Linked DNA regions of Mus musculus: region 1 is linked to region 2. Evidence: chromatin loops called from intact Hi-C (ENCODE). Cell type or tissue: heart. All regions are shown on one strand.

Region 1 (5,000 bases), 130 kb before region 2:
TCCTTAAGCCCTCCCACTCAATCTGATTCAGCTTTGCTCTCAGATGCCACGTGACTCCTTTGGAAAGACAGTTACACAATATAACAAAGGATGCTTGCAAATTTCCCTTTTCTTACCCTGACCATCTCCCAGCCCCTCTCTTATTTTAATTAGACCATATCATCCTCTGCCAAAATCTCTTTCCAGCTGCTAGTGCACAGGACCATGCAGAGGCACTGAGTTCCTTTATTTTTAAAATAAAATATATAAGCATTATTTCTCCCCCCATCTACTGCCATTTATTTGGATACCCTTGTCACAAATGGCCACCAGAAAATTTTGTTCTTCTGTTCCCATCAGGATAAACTTCTCAGGACACCTCTGAATCTTCCTATGACCAGAGGCAGAGTGAGGAAGAGGGGGAAGGAAAGGGAGAGGGGGAAGGGGAGGGAGAGGGAGAGGGGGAAGGGGAGTGGGGGAGAAGGGGAGGGAGACGGAGACAGAGAGAGGGAGAGGGAGAGGAAGAGGCAGAGTGAGGAAGAGGGGGAAGGGGAGGGGGGAGAAGGGGAGGGAGAGGGAGACGGAGACAGAGAGAGAGAGGGAAAGGGAGAGGGAGAGAGAAGACATATTATTTTGGTGATAGAAAAGCAAAGTATGTTGACTGAGAAACTCTGAGGAACTGACCAAAGGTAAGATTATTTTTTAATTTTTCAAAATCATATATGTATCTCTTCCTCTTTAAGCGTAATTCTGTATCATATGATAGTTCCTAAAACTAAGTTAATGGCATCAACCTCATAATTCTGAGACCAAATGGAAAAGATTAGGTGCCAGCCTTCAGGGGCAATTGTCTCCACCAGTGTGATTCCTCCTGCTACCTTCTCTTTCACCAAATACTGAGAGAGGGTCTATTGCAACCTCCAAACAAAACCATTGTTGACAATATCAACCAACCAGTCTCCCAAGAGCTCCCAGAGACTAAGCCATCAACAAAGGAGTGAACATGGCTCCAGCTGAATACATTGCAAAGGATGGCCTTGTCATTAATGGGAGGAGAAGTCCTTGGTCCTGTGAAGGCTCCATAGATGCCCCAATGTAGGGTAGCTGAGGGTGGGAAGGTGGGAGTGGGTAGGTAGGTGTAGGAACACCCTCATAGAAGCAGGGGGAGGGAAGACGGAATAGGAGGTTTCGGGAGGGGGGTGGAGGGACTGGGAAAGTGGATAACCTTTGAAATGTAAATAAAGAACATATCCAAAAGAAAAAAAAGAACAAAGCTAAGGGTATTTAAAAAAGAATAAATTAGATGTGTATGAAAACAAAAACGTTGTTGACAAATGTTAACACCTTCTCATGCTTAATTTACTTTTTAACAGGGCCCAAAACAAAAGGCTGTTTCTCAAGGACGGCTTTGCTTTACATTCGTGCAGAGACATATGCCAAGTCATTTAATAATTACACGGACAGAGGACTGGTCGGCTTTTCAGTCTACTGAGATAAATAACACACCCAGAGACAGATGGCCCCAGCGAAAGCAGAGCTAATGATTCTGCTGTCTGTAGCCACCCCAGGAGGGGCACCTCTGCAGCTGGTCATCAGGAGGAAGGGGCTGTTGGCCATCTGTGCTCTGAATACACACACACACACACACACACACACACACTCACGTGCACACACACACACACACAGAGATGGAGGGAGGGAGGGAGAGGTTCGTGCTGTGATTTTGTCTTTGGGTCCCTCCACAGCTCTGCAATGATACCATTGCCTGTGCTCATGGTTATTTTTCAGATCCCAATCTCTGCCCGTTTATATTCACAGCCTCTGGTCATCTTGTTTTCCTCCTACATATGCAGGGGGGAAGAAAGTTCCAGTAGCAGCGGTCACAAGATTGTTCTCCAGATTAAGTGAGGTGATCCATCAGCGATGAGAAGCTCGGGCTTTTCTGAGAAATGCGTTCCCCAAATCACTCCGTTTCAGTTGTGGTCTAGACTAAGAGTTTGGTCTTTTTAAATCTCTAGCAAAAGGATTGCGGAAAGCGGCTATGCCAAGGTCATTCAAGGACACTCGCCCTTTGCTAATACTAACATTATTTGATGTATATAGCAAAAAGCTTTACCTCTGACACTGAAGAATGAGACAATGATTTATAAAGTTTATAAAAAGCTAACACCTCCTTCCATGTATTTTCATGCTATCAATGGCTTAAGTCTTCAGTTCTTTTTCTTTAACCCTTTGAAATCTTTGCTTGCGAATTTCATACATGTATATAAAATGTGAGTTGGTCAAATCCTCCTGTTTTTACTTCATACTCATGAACATGATGATGATGAACAGGCGTGGCACACTTGTTCTGTTATTCCCAAGTAACTTTAAAATTCAGGTTGAGAAGGTGCTGTTGTTATATGTCTTATTACTATTCATTTTAGAGATGCATAGAAAAACGCAATTTAATTTTCCTAAGGCTGCCACATAAAAAGAGTCTGGAATCACTGTGCTCGGAACCCTTGCAATCTGCTTTCAACCCCTTCATCCAGCCTTCTTTTAGACAAGATGCTGTGACCAAGCCATTCGGATGCTGCTAATACCTAGTGTTGATGCCTCTAAGATATGGACCAGCTCCCTCCAAAGCAGCATCTCTGGTGACTTGGAGGTGAGGTTAAAAACGTGGTGGTGCATGCCTTTAATCCCAGCACTCAGGAGGCAGAAGCAGGCGGATTTCTGAGTTCAAGGCCAGCCTGGTCTACAGAGTGAGATCCAGGACAGCCAGGGCTATACAGAGAAACCCTGTTTCAAAAAAAAAAAAGAAAAGAAAAGAAAAGAAAAGAAAAAGTGAAAATTGTCCATGTGAGGCTAAGATAATACCCTTACAACATAGTCTATCATCTATAGCCCATACATAAGCAAGTTGGCCTTGAGTAACATGATAAAGGCACTCGAAAGCACACATCTTTGGTTATATAAACTGTCTTTACAATTAGTAACAAGAACACTATGCACTATGTCCATTCTCCACTCACAGCAAACTAAGATTCTGCAGAAGTTAGAAGCATCTTTTAGAGTCATTTCTGGAAGTGGCATAAAATCGATCCCCTGCTGTCAAGGGACTAATCAATATAGCCAGGTAATGTTAATTAGCATGATGGATTTCAAGCTTGATTCTTACAGAATTTGAACGGTAATATATTCCCTCAAAATAAGACTTGCTTTGTCCATTACAGAACCAAGGTCTCGTTCAGGACTGAGATGTACATTTCCTAGTTGCTGTAAGCACTGGTTGCTGAGAACTTTTGATAGAACCTCTACCTATGAATTGCTTATGTCTAAGTAGCCACTTCTCCCAAAGTTGCTCATTCTTTTGGCTGGCCCATGGCCACTGTGGCCAAGCTTGAGATATAAGGTCCAACTCTTTGCCTTTATTTGGTTCACTAAGGCACCCTAGTTTTATTGAACATTGTGGGGTCAGTTGATGTTCTTCTTACAATGTCACCAGCATTAAACTTGTCCTTCACCCTAACCCTCCTCATTCTTCCAGGAATATTGACCCCAGAGCATTCTCTCAATACCTCTGCGCATAAATCACTGAGTAGAGACTTTTCTCTGAGAACTTGAACCTAGAGCTGTTATTTAAGAAAAAAATCTATTAGACCCTCCTCCATTTCCAATCAACACTGGCATAGTCCTCTATCTTCATATGATGGACATTATCTGTGTTGCTGTAGTATACACATACAGTATCTCCAGCAAAGACACCTTCTTAGGTTATTATAAAAGGGCCAGATATGGAAGGGGAAGAACCTTTTATCATACTATTAACACCTATGGTCAATCTACATTATCTAGATAACCTCTAAAACCTAATGCTATAATAGTACAGCTTGCCAAATGAATGTCAGTGACTTCCTAGCCTCAACCTGTGAAATTGAAACCTCTTAAAAATGGGCAAGAGTTCTATTGAAAATGTTCATATCAATAATCATAAAAACTCATAAAAGAGATCTCAAGTAATATAGAGAAAACATACTCCTTGCAAATGTAGTTTTCCTCCAACATTTAAAAAATACTCATGTGGAGCTGGAGAGATGGCTCAGCGGTTAAGAGCACTGACTGCTTATCCACAGGTCCTGAGTTCAATTCCCAGCAACCACATGGTTGCTCACAACCATCCTGCAATGGGATCAGATGTCCTCTTCTGGTATGTCTGAAGACAACGACAGTGTACTCACATATATCAAACAGATAAATAAATAAAAGTGTCTTTTTAAAAATCCTCATGTCACTTCAGAGTGTTCTATTTTATTGGCTCAGAACATTGGTATGTTCAAGGTTTTCTTTCAAATAAATGGGGACAAAAGGTGTCACAAACCCGAGAAAGCACAAATCTTCACTCGACAGACTCCGTGCTTACCCACTGTTCTGATGTCATTTTGTTGCTATAATAAAATATCCTGACCATTAAAAAAAAAAAAAAAAAAAGGAACATGGGGTGGGGGAGGAAAAGGTTTATTTAGTCTTTAAAATCCAGATTACAGCCTATCACTCAGAAGTTAAGTCAGGAAGAGCAGATAGTCACTTCCACAGCGAAGAGCAGAAGTAAACAATGCCCCATGCTTCCTGCTCGATTACTTATGCCTAGTCACTATTCTTTACTCTCGGTCAGTTCGGAGGCCCAGTGTATAAAATTCTGTCTCCCACATTCAGAGTGGATCTTTCATTACCTCTCAGTTAAGGCAATCGGGAAAATCTCCTCCAGAAAAGCCAACAGGCCAATCTGATCTAGACAACTTCTCAGTCGTGACTCTTCCCAGGCGATTGTAGGCTAAGGCAAGTTGGCATTTAAAACTAATGCTCAGAGTCTCACAACCTTCCACCTCTGTTCATGATAATTTCACATGGACAAGTAGCCCCTTATAGGCAAAATTACTAAGAGTAAAGAGTCCTTGGTCATAAAGAATACTATGAGTATGGCATCAGCCTTTAATCATGGGGCACAGTGGCATTCCTGCTGTGCCCAAAGGAAGGGG
Region 2 (5,000 bases):
TGTATCTTAGACTTTCCCCAACATGTCAGGAAATACATTTCTCATCTTTAAAGCTACTGATATTCTGTATGGCATCAATGGCTAAATTAAATTGTCAAAACTTCTTCCAAGGGAGACTATCAAGTGCCCTTTTACTTATTCTCAGAGGCTGATACTCGTGGGAAAGACAAGGCAAGCCAGCTGCATGGGGGTCAGAATGCTGACCTGGTGGAGGACAGAGAGAAAGAAGGCCTTTGCATTTCCATCTTTACTGTTCACCAGAGTTACCTTCTACCTCAAAAGGATGGAAGAATTGCTGGCCTTTGTGATAAAGGTGAAGGCTAGTTGGAACATTCTAGACCGTGTCTGAGCTGATCTCAGTGTGTTCCTGTGATAGCTCCTCGATCCAAAATTCCTATTTCAAAATTCTAATCACCTCAAACCTCAGGATGTATCCACGTTTAGATACAGGGTGCTAAAAGAGGTAATTATTTAGTGACGTCAGAGGGTGGGCTTTAGTTCAACGTTTGGTAGCCTTTACAATGGAGAAATTAAACATTAATACACTCACAGGGAAGAATATGTAAAACCAGAGAGGGAAGATAAGCAAGAGCTGGCCAGAGGCAGATATCTTAGTAGACATTAGCTCTGATAACCCCATGATCTGAGACCTCTAGCTTCCAGCAATGGAAGAAAGTCTCTCTTATTTACATCACTAAGTTTTCTTGTGGCTTCTGTTTTGTTTTGCATTTCTGGGAACAGATTCGCATAGCTGCAGAGAGACTAGCCACATACCCTGCCATTTGATCTCAACCCCTAGACTGAGGTATTTTGTCATGGTAGTCTTAAAAAAGTTATGGTCCCGTCTTCTGGCTCAGACTTACCAGTACTCTTGATGGTGTTTATGGGGCATGGGTGAATGCTTAGATGTGAGAAGGGTTTTCTTTAGCAGTGCCATGCATAAAGCTGGAAGATTTACTAGCAAGTGTAACCATCCTGAGTGCACTGTGCAAGGTAGATCGTCACAAAATCAAGGACAGCATTAAGCTACAGACACAACAAGCCAGAACTTATTTACAGTATGGAAGGAAGAAAAATTCTGCCATTTATGGGACTTAGCTTGTGATAAGAGGACTCTGGAGGTGGGAGTAGCCAGATATCGTTTAGAGATATACAGTGTAGAAATGGTTATTCTGCTGTGTTACAAGGGATAAAATATGTATGGTATCTATAAGTAGTGAGGAAAACTTTCTAGTAACCGGATATTTCAGAGCTAGTTATCCGAAGATAGACTGGCCTGCACAGATGGCTACTGAATGTCTCAAAGTGGTCTTATTAAGTCCAGGTTCCAGAGAGATTTCTGTAGACATGTGGTTGGTTTCTTCCCTGAAGATTCTTTTTGTTTGCTTGAGACAGGGTCTGTCTTAGGGTTTTAGTGCTGTGAACAGACACCCATGACCAAGGCAACTCTTATAAAGAACAACATTTAATTGGAGCTGGCTAACAGGTTCAGTGGTTCAGTTCATTATCATCAAGGCAGGAACATGGCAGCATCCAGGCAGGCATGGTTCAAGAGGAGCTAAGCGTTCTACATCTTCAGCTGGAGGCTGCTAGCAGAAGACTGGCTTTCAGGCAGCTAGGATGAGGGTCTTAAAGCCCACACCCACAGTGACACACCTACTCCAACAGGGTCACACCTTCTAGTAGTGCCACTCCCTGGGCTGAGCAAATACAAATCATCACAGGGTCTCACTGTGTACTCTGTCTGGCCAGGCCTGACCTGCCTCTGTCTCCATTGGATTTAAAGGCATGTACCACCATGCCGAGTCCTTCCTTAAGGATTCTAACTAGAGATGTTGCTGTGCCTCCTGTGCGTGGGCATGGAAAGATACATCACCCTGGACAGGAAGTGATATTACATTAGAGAAGAGGAAGTTGTAAGGTGTAGAAAGCCATTGGAATCTCTGAGTAGTGATGAAACAGGAGAGATTTTAGGGGATCAGGTTGGAGGGCTTGGCCAGCCGTCAGGTAAAAGTCTGACAATGTAAGCAATCTAGAATCCACACCTGTAAGAAAGCCAGATGCAGGGGCACACATCTGCTGTGATCACAGACTCCCTAAAAGTGAGATGCAAGATGGTGACAGATCACCTAGAAGTTCAGCCTGGTGGAGGACACGACAGGGCAGAAATGACAATAGGGACTCTGCCTTAACGAGGTGGAAGGAGAGACCAGACCACTGAAGTTGCCCCATGACCTCCCCATATGAGCCATAGACTGTGCTTGCTTGTGCTCTCTCGCACACAGTACATACACTCTCTAATTGGTTAAGAGCACTTCCTGCTCTTATAGAAGACCTAAAGGGTTCCTAAGGCAGCTCACAACAGTCTACAATCCTAACTCTTGGGAATACGACTCCCTTTTGTGACCTTAGTGAGCACACTCACACTTGTGGGCACACAGAGGGGGGTGGGGAGGGAGAGAGGGAGAGAGGAGAGAGGAGAGAGGAGAGAGGAGAGAGGAGAGAGGGAGAGAGGGAAAAGAGCAGGAATGGAATAAAAGAAAAACAAACTTTTAGGAAATTTTAAATAGAAAACAGGAAAGCTCTTTCTGGCACAATGCCAAGTTGACCGTTTCCTCTGAGCACGCCCTGCTCAGGAATGTGAATGGGATGAACTTCAGCCGTGTGAAGTGAGACTGCTCATGCTAAGGATTTCTGTTTCTGTGGGTTATCATTTATCACTGGGTTTTTTAAATAGGCCTACTCAAAAGAAGACACTTACCCTCCTCTTTTTAAAAATAATTCCTGCCTCTTTCCCCTGGCACATATTGGGTGGGGGGGGGGGGGCTCACTCTGCTCTATGTTCAGAAACGCTCAATATAATGCCCCACTGTCACGATCTATAAACGTTTAATCTTGGACAAAAGGTCTCGAGCTTTCATTTCCCGTAAGATCTTTCGAGATCTGGAACTGGATCTGTTCTCCTGGGTGTTCAGGTTCCTTCCTTGTTCCTACAGACAGGAGATCATGATGATAGGTAAGTGTATTGGGGAAGGAGTGTGATATTCAAGGTATGAAATAACCAGTCCCCCTATGGTTAAGCTGTAGTTAAGCTCTAAGACTGTTTTCCTGGCCTGTGAATGGGGGTTGGGGGTAGTAGTAATGACTTCCTTGGATTTGTGTGTATGTGTGTGTGTTCTGTTATGTGTGTGTCTGTAAGTATACGTGTGCCTATGTATATGTCTGTGTATATATGTGTATGTCTGTAAGAGTATGTGTGTCTGTGTGTGCATGTGTATGTATCTGTAAGTATATGTGTGTCTGAAGTGTGCATATGTGTGTGTGTGTTATAGGTGTATGTGTGTGTATGTCTGTGTATGTGTGTGTGTTTAAGTGTACGTGTGTCTGAAGTACAGATATGTGTATCTGTGTATATGTGTGTGTGTGTAAGAGTAAGTGTGTCTGTGTGTATGTCTGTCTGTGTGTATGTCTGTTTGTATGTATGTCGGTAAATATATGTATATATGTGTATGTATGTAAGAGTAAGTGTGTCTGTGTGTATGTCTGTCTGTGTGTATGTCTGTTTGTATGTATGTCAGTAAATATATGTATATATGTGTATGTATGTATGTATGTATATGTCTGTGTGTGTAAATGTAGTGTGTTTGAAGTATAGATATGTGTGTGTATGTGTAAGAGTATGCTTGTCTGTATGTCTGTATGTATATATGTGTGTATGTCTGTGTGTGTATGTGTATATGTGTATGTGTGCATGTATGTACATGCCTATGTGTGTGTGTGCGCGCGCATGTGCATGCTTGTTGTAAGTCATCCTTAGGTGATGCTCTGGATGCTGAAGCTTTCCACTTTTTTTTTTTTTTTTTTGGAGATAGGATCTCTTTCCTGGCTTACCTTACCCAAGAGTCTGTCTGTCTCTCTCTCCCTCCTAAGCAGGTGCTAGCATGGCTGACATTTTTATGTGGCTTCCAGGGGTGGAACTCAGGTCCTCGTGTTTAGATAGTAAGTACTTTATTGACTGAGCTACCTCCCTATCCTTTCCTTGGCTTCTGTAGGAAATGAATGCCATATGTAATCAAAGCAAACGTTACTTAGCAAATATTTGTTGTTATTTGTTGAGGACCTTCAGAGGACAGACATTCAGGACAAATACAAAAAGGTATCTGTAGAGTTGGGCAGGTGGTATGTAGGCATGTTGATAGATGAGTGCTGACTTCTCAGAAAGGAAGAGGTGGAGACCTATCCTCCCACCACACTTACAGGGGATTGGATTCCTTGCTGTGGGAAAGAAAGAGCGGGCCTTCTAGGTTGCTTTCTATTGCAGAGTTATAAAAAAATCACGATCCTAAGCAACTCGAGGACAGGGCTTATTAGCCTCACGCGTTCTGATCACAGTCTAACGCGAAGGGAACTCAGAGCAGGAACACAGGGCAGGAACCTGAAGCAGGAACTGGGCAGTGGCAGAAACTGCTTGTTGTTTTTTTCCCTCCTGGCTTCTTCAGCCTGCTTCCTTACACAAGCCAGGACCACCTGCTCAGGGCTGGTCTCCCACATCAACTAATAAGAAAGAATATGCCCCACAGGTTTGCCTGCATGTCAGTCTAATGGAGGCATGTCTCTCAATTTAGGTTCCCCCTTCCCAGATGACCAGAGCTCATGTCAAGTTATTAAAAAATTAAGCAGCAAACACATCAGGTAAAGGAAAAGGCTGTGGCCTCAGAAGCCAGGAATGCATTTGGTATTACCTTCATCTCCTTCCACTAGCCTAGGGAGAGCCAAAAGCTTGGCGTCTGAAGCCACATTAGGTCGGGAGGGTGGTGGTAGTGGGAGCATGTCTGGATGGGTCTAATGTAATTTTAACACTGGGAAGTTTGTGTTTAATCTAGGAGAAAATGGTTTTACGGAGGTTCATTTCACTGGATAAGGGCAGATCCAAAAAAAAAAAAAAAAAAAAAAATCGAGAGCAGAGTTCCAGGAAGAAGTCCTGGGTGATGGAGGTGGAG

Evidence for each region. Hi-C counts contacts between places; a loop is a spot of excess contacts. Peaks named below come from ENCODE experiments on the same cell type or tissue, not always from the same donor. Only the 100,000 strongest peaks of a DNase experiment are listed, where the experiment ranks them.
Region 1: a loop joins it to region 2, with 2.5 times the contacts of the local background. A loop is called at or near these places in 1 of 42 quality-filtered maps.

Annotation. Positions count from the first base shown.
Region 1 is chr16:85,304,717-85,309,716 of GRCm38, reverse strand. No RefSeq gene overlaps it. Among named protein-coding and RNA genes, the nearest start is that of Gm41483, 16 kb to the left of the region's middle. In heart, no CTCF peak of the experiment used is centred here; no DNase peak of the experiment used is centred here.
Region 2 is chr16:85,174,460-85,179,459 of GRCm38, reverse strand. It overlaps a transcript of App not described here. Among named protein-coding and RNA genes, the nearest start is that of App, 3.3 kb to the right of the region's middle. In heart, no CTCF peak of the experiment used is centred here; no DNase peak of the experiment used is centred here; H3K27ac peaks cover 457 bases.